Linked DNA regions of Homo sapiens: region 1 is linked to region 2. The links are chromatin loops, found by intact Hi-C in ENCODE. Cell type or tissue: heart right ventricle. All regions are shown on one strand. Each heading gives the region's core, and the rest is flanking DNA. Links, peaks and the distances in the headings are about the cores only. Region 1 has its middle 4.0 kb from the start of OR10Q1. Region 2 overlaps OR9Q1 (olfactory receptor family 9 subfamily Q member 1).

Region 1 (2,931 bases), core at 286-2,785, 45 kb before region 2:
CAATATTGGATACAGAAACACAGCATACTAAAATCACTAATATTTAGTAATAAAGGGCAATGTTTATCATTATACCTGTAAGTAATAAAATCAAGATTCAAGCCTGTATTTACCATAAAAGCCCAATTTTATAAAAATACGTACATGCATAATGAGGAATAGAAATACGCCAAAAAGTTAACAGTTGTTATCTGTGACGTAGAATTATGAATTTTCTAGTTTTCCTCTTTATTAATTTTCCCTGATTTCCAAAATAAGATTGTGTTCCTCTTATAATCAGAAATATAATTTCTAGAAGGAATCTGAGGTTCATGTAGGTTTATTTGGCATATAAACCTCCCATCATCATAGTTCAGATCCACTTTTTATATTTTTTCTAGATTAGGATTATTTTGGTGGGGGTTGGGGTACTTCTTTTTCCCTTTGAAATTGCTTTTGGAACTCCTAATTTTTAACCTGATTTCACACAATGATAAGGAGAAGAACTATAAAGTGTTACATATTCTGGGGACAGTCATTGGATTTAACAATACATTAGAAATGCCTTGCTTTTGATATGGTTTGGCTCTGTGTCCCCACCCAAATCTCATCTCGAATTGTAATCCCTATGTGCAGGGGACAGGGAACTGGTGGGAGGTGATTGGATCATGGAGGCGGTTTCCCCCATGCTGTTCTCATGATAGTGAGGGAGTTCTCACCAGATCTGATGATTTTAAAAGTGGCAGTTTCCCCTGTGCACACTCTCTTGCCTGCAGCAATGTAACATGTGCTTTGCTTTCCCTTCACCTTCCACCATGATTGTAAGTTTCCTGGGGTCTCCTCAGCAGTGTGGAACTGTGATTCAATTAAACCTCTTTTGTTTATAAATTACCCCGTCTCAGGTAGTGTATTTATGGCTGCATAAGAATGGACTAATACAGCTTCTAAGTACAGTAGTCCTCTCTTATCCAAAGGGAGTACTTCCAAGACCCCCGGAGAACATCTGAAACCATAGATAGTATCAAATCCTATACCTACTATGTTTTTTACCTACACATACATACTTACAATAAAATTTAGCTTATAAATTAGCCGCAGTAAGAGATTAACAACAGCAACAATAAAATAGAACAATTATAACAATATACTATAATAAAAGTTATGTGAACGTGGTTTCTCTCTCTCTCTCTCAAAATATCTTAATGTACAGTACTCCTCACCCTTCATAATGATGTGAGGTGATATCATGCCTATGTGATTAGATGAAATGAGGTAAATAACACAGGCATTATAACACAACATCTGGCTACTATTGACTTTCTGATGGCCAGAAAAAGGATCATCTGCTTGGGGTGATCTTGGATCATCAAGCTATGACGATGTCCATGGTTGGATTTCAGAAGCATAAAATGTTATACAGTGTGGATACACTGGACAGAGAGATAATTCACATCCCAGACAGGACAGAATAAGATGACAAGAGATTTTGTCACACTACTCAGAAAGTCAGACAATTTTAAACTTATAAATTGATTATTTCTGAAATTTTCTATTTAATATTTTCAGACTGCAGCTGAAACTGGAAAGCAAAACTGCAGATGGAGGGAAGTAGTGAAGACCACTGTAAATGCTGGAGAAGAAAATAAACTCTCTAGTTAGCAGATTGCATGTCAACCTATCCAGGCCAAGTCACATCAGAACATAATGAATCAATTATTTGTATACATTGTGCTAGGCACTGTCTGGAATGCCAACAAAAGAGAAGTTTGAAACTGAATTTTCATACCTTCTTTCATTCTTTATTTAATGTCACAAGTCATTCATAAAATTAACCTGGAACTCAAAAAGAAGAGGGTAAAATATTACACTTGAAAAGAGGGTTGATTCAACCTTTCAAATTGAATTATTGGGTTCTCCCAGTTACCTTCCTATACATATTCTAGATGAATAGAGTGAGTTCCCCTTTCTTATTTTTTCTTTTTTTATTTTTTAGTTGACAAGTAAAAATTGTATATATTTGTGGCATACAGCATAATGTTTTAATATATGTAGGCATTGTCAAATGACTAAATAAAGCTATTTAACATATGAATTATTCCAGACACATTATTTTTGAGGTGAGAATACTTAAAATCTATTCTCAGCCATTTTCAAATACACAATAAGGTATAATTAACTGTAGACACCATGATATACAATAGATCTCTTGAACTTATTTCTCTTGTCTAACTACAATTTTATGTCATTTGACAAACATCTCCCCAATCCTGTCACCCCAAGCCTCTGGTAACCATCTTTTTACTCTGTTTCTGTTAGTTCAACCTTTTTACATTACATATATGAGATCCTGCAGTATTTGTCTTTCTGTGACTGTCTTATTTCAGTTAATGTGATATCCTCCAGATTTATCCATGTTGTCACAAATGACAAGATTTAATTTTCCTCATCCACTTTTCTACTGGTGAACACTTAGGTTAATCTTATGTTATAGCTATTGTGAAGAAATGCTTCAATGTACATGGAAGAGCTCCTTTTCCTTACTGAAAAATTATTCCTTTATACGAGTCTTTCATTGAAATTGTTACATTCTAGAATGAGAATATTGAATGAAATAACAGTACACCACGAGTCAGATGATGGGACAGAAATGTTAATCAGTGATGTTTCTTTTGGGAAATGATGATCCCCTCATATCAAGGTAGCCTGTAGGTAGCATAAGTAGAAGACAGAACTCGCAAGAGTAGCTTAGCTTTCCTCCCCTGCAGGTTCACCACTTCTTTAAAAATTCTGCTCCTTTCAAAACCCTGCTCATTCCCTTCATCCAGCCATTTGGGTATGTGAATGTGTCGTTAGTGTTAATTGTCTTACAGAGAAGTATTTGCCAAGAAAGTAACCTCTCCCTCTACTGACATTCTCTTTCTATGTCTCTCTCATTGGAATTTTATTAAAATA
Region 2 (2,931 bases), core at 99-2,598:
TTAAAAGTTTGTGTGAGGCCTTCTTGAGAACTACTACCAGAATATTAAGGCATACCTTGAGTAGGGTCAGCTTTGCTAATTGGATCATCAAACGACCATAGTTTGATCATTAAAAATAAATGTAATCTAAATATTGAATCCTAATTGATGATATAATTCTGAAGTGCATAGAAGTAAAGGGTACTAATGCTGATGTCCGGAACTCACCTTGAAATGAATCAAAAAAAGGTGGTTTGATGAGTGAATTGATTGATGAATAAACTCACGGATAGATTACATCTATGTAACCAAGTAAAGACAGCAAATATTAGCAATTACACAATCTCAGTACTGAGTATAGGAAACTTCCTACATATTATTTTTAACATTTCTATATGATGAAAATCTTTCATTAAAAATTTTGCAAAAAAAATTACTCTTATAATCACAGACAGGTGAAGTGTGCCATATTTGGATTGCACAGGCTTTAATTTCAAATCCTTTTGTCACTTGTCCTGGGAATCAAAACTCCCACTCCAATCTCTTTTCAGGTTGACTTTTCCTTGTCTTCCTTCCTCTCCCTGGAGCTAAAAGTTCTGGTTCTTTTTTATACCTAGTACCATAATATATTCATTTAAACATTGAGCATGCTATAAATAATGAGCGTCCAGAATTCTGACACTACAGAGTAGGTGGTTCTCGGGATTTTCCAAGTTTGGAGATGGTTAGGACAACTTGGCTCTATTGAGAATTTTTCTCAGGGCCTCCTTCACTTCCTTGTTCCTCAGGCTGTAGATGAGGGGATTCAACATGGGGATGACCTCTGTGTAAAGCACAGACACTACCCGATTCTTCTCCGAAGACTGATCTGAGTTACCTCTCAAGTACATGAAGATGAGGGTACCAAAGAAGAGTGACACAGCAGTGAGGTGGGAGGTGCAGGTGGAGAAGGTCTTGGCCTGGCTTCCAGCAGGGATCCCCATGATGGCCACGATGATAAACAGGTAGGACACCAAGATCACCACCATGGAAGCAGGGATGACAAAAATGGCAAACATAATAATCAGCACTTCTTGAGTGTAGCTCTCCCCACAGGTCAACTTTAACAGAGGAGGGAGGTCACAGAAAATAAAGTCAATCTCACTGGTTCCACAGAAGGAGAGAGTGAAGGCTGAGACTGTCCGCACCAAGGCACTGATGAGACCAGCAACGTAAGCCCCAGCCACAAGACTCAAGCGGGCCTGCTGTGTCAGGATGGTGACATAAAGCAGGGGCTGGCACACAGCCAAGTAGCGGTCATAGGCCATGAGGGCCAAGAGGTAGCAGTCGATGGAACCAAAGAAGGTGAACAGAAAGAACTGAGCAGCACAGCGTGTGTAAGATAAAGCTGCCCCATGCTCCAGCAGCACTGCCAGCATCTGGGGGACAGTGATAGATGAGTAGCAGACGTCCATGAAAGCGAGGTGACTCAGAAGGAAATACATTGGAGCGTGGAGCTGGTGATCCATGAGGATCAGAATAATCATCTCTAAGTTCCCCAATACGGTGATGAGATACATAAATAAAAACAAGAGGAAGAGAGGGAGTGCCCATTCAGGATATTCAGTGAATGCAATAAGGAGGAACTCGGTCACCAAGGTGAGGTTCATCTCTGCCATGACACCAGTGGTCCCTGAGACATGTAGAATGGGAAGCAAGTTAGGAAGGTGCAAATAGGATTTACCTGTATTTGTAGTTCACATTTATTGAAAATGTACTGTGGACAAAATATGCCAGGTGTGCCAGGTGCTGTGGCTCACACCTGTAATATCAGCACTTTGGAAGCGAGGCAGTGGGATCACTTGAGCCCAGGAGTTCGAGACCAGCCTGGCCAACATGGTGAAACCCCATCTCTACTAAAAATGCAAAAAAAATTAGCCATGCATGGTGGTGAGCACCTGTAATCCCAGCTACTCGGGAGAGAGGCACAAGAATCATTTGAGCCTGGGAGGTCAAAGCTCCCATCTTGGCAGTGAGCCGAGATGGCACCACTGCACTCCAGCCTGGGCAACAGAGTGAGAGCCTGTCTCTCTCTCTCTCTCTCTCTCTCTTTCTTTCTTTCTCTCTCTCTCTCTATAATATATAAAATATATATTATGTATATTATATGTAAATATATATTATATATAAATATATAATATATAAATATATAATATATATAATATATAAATATATATATAATATATACATATAAAATATGTCAGGTGTGATGTAGGGCTTCAGAGATGACTGATCTTAGCTCCTGCCATCAACGAAGTCCTGTGGCATAGAGTCATCTTAGCATGTTGACAAAACAGATACAGGTAAACATTCTCAGAACAGGGGTGCACATTCTCGCACCTCTATTGCTAAGTAGCTGTGTGAGCTCTGCAAGCCAGATAGCCATTCTGAGCCGAAACTTCCTTATTGCTCCACCAAGTGTTGACACATGGTCTCTTGCCTACCATTGTAATATCCGTGTCAGGACTCTATCCCTTTTTCTCCGTGACCACAACTCCTCCCTGATATCAAATCCTCTCCAACTGTCACCTGGATTAGAACAACATCCGTGGAACTAATTATTCTCCTTGTCTATATATTTGCTTCTTCCAAATTCTTCCTCCTCACTGTGGTCAGAGTGATAATTCTAAGACATTAATTTGATCACATCTGATTCCCCTGTTAAAAATCATGCCACGGTGCCCATCATGGAAAGGATATTTTTGGAGAGTCCTTGTGATAATTTAACGCATCCATATAATTTGTAAAGATCAAATCAGAGTAACTAGATGTCCACCACCTTAAATATTTGTCTTTTTAAAGTTCGAAATACGCAAATTATTTGCCTCTATTTTGAAATATGCAATAGATTACTGTAATCTGGGATGGGATAATATTTTGACTCCTCCACATGTTGGAAATGCCTCTGTGAGA

The links. A loop is a pair of places that touch in the nucleus more often than their neighbours do. Peaks named below come from ENCODE experiments on the same cell type or tissue, not always from the same donor. Only the 100,000 strongest peaks of a DNase experiment are listed, where the experiment ranks them.
Region 1: it touches region 2 in a loop (2.2-fold over the local background); 1 of 110 quality-filtered maps calls a loop at or near these places.

The regions. Positions count from the first base shown.
Region 1 is chr11:58,223,405-58,226,335 of GRCh38, reverse strand. No RefSeq gene overlaps it. Among named protein-coding and RNA genes, the nearest start is that of OR10Q1, 4.0 kb to the left of the region's middle. In heart right ventricle, for the core only: no CTCF peak of the experiment used is centred there; no DNase peak of the experiment used is centred there.
Region 2 is chr11:58,178,151-58,181,081 of GRCh38, reverse strand. OR9Q1 (olfactory receptor family 9 subfamily Q member 1) reads right to left here. Exons shown (of 3, transcript NM_001005212.4): 3 at 1-1,651. The coding sequence starts at 1,637. The coding sequence ends at 705. Among named protein-coding and RNA genes, the nearest start is that of OR9Q2, 9.5 kb to the left of the region's middle. In heart right ventricle, for the core only: no CTCF peak of the experiment used is centred there; a DNase peak (open chromatin) is centred at 1,258.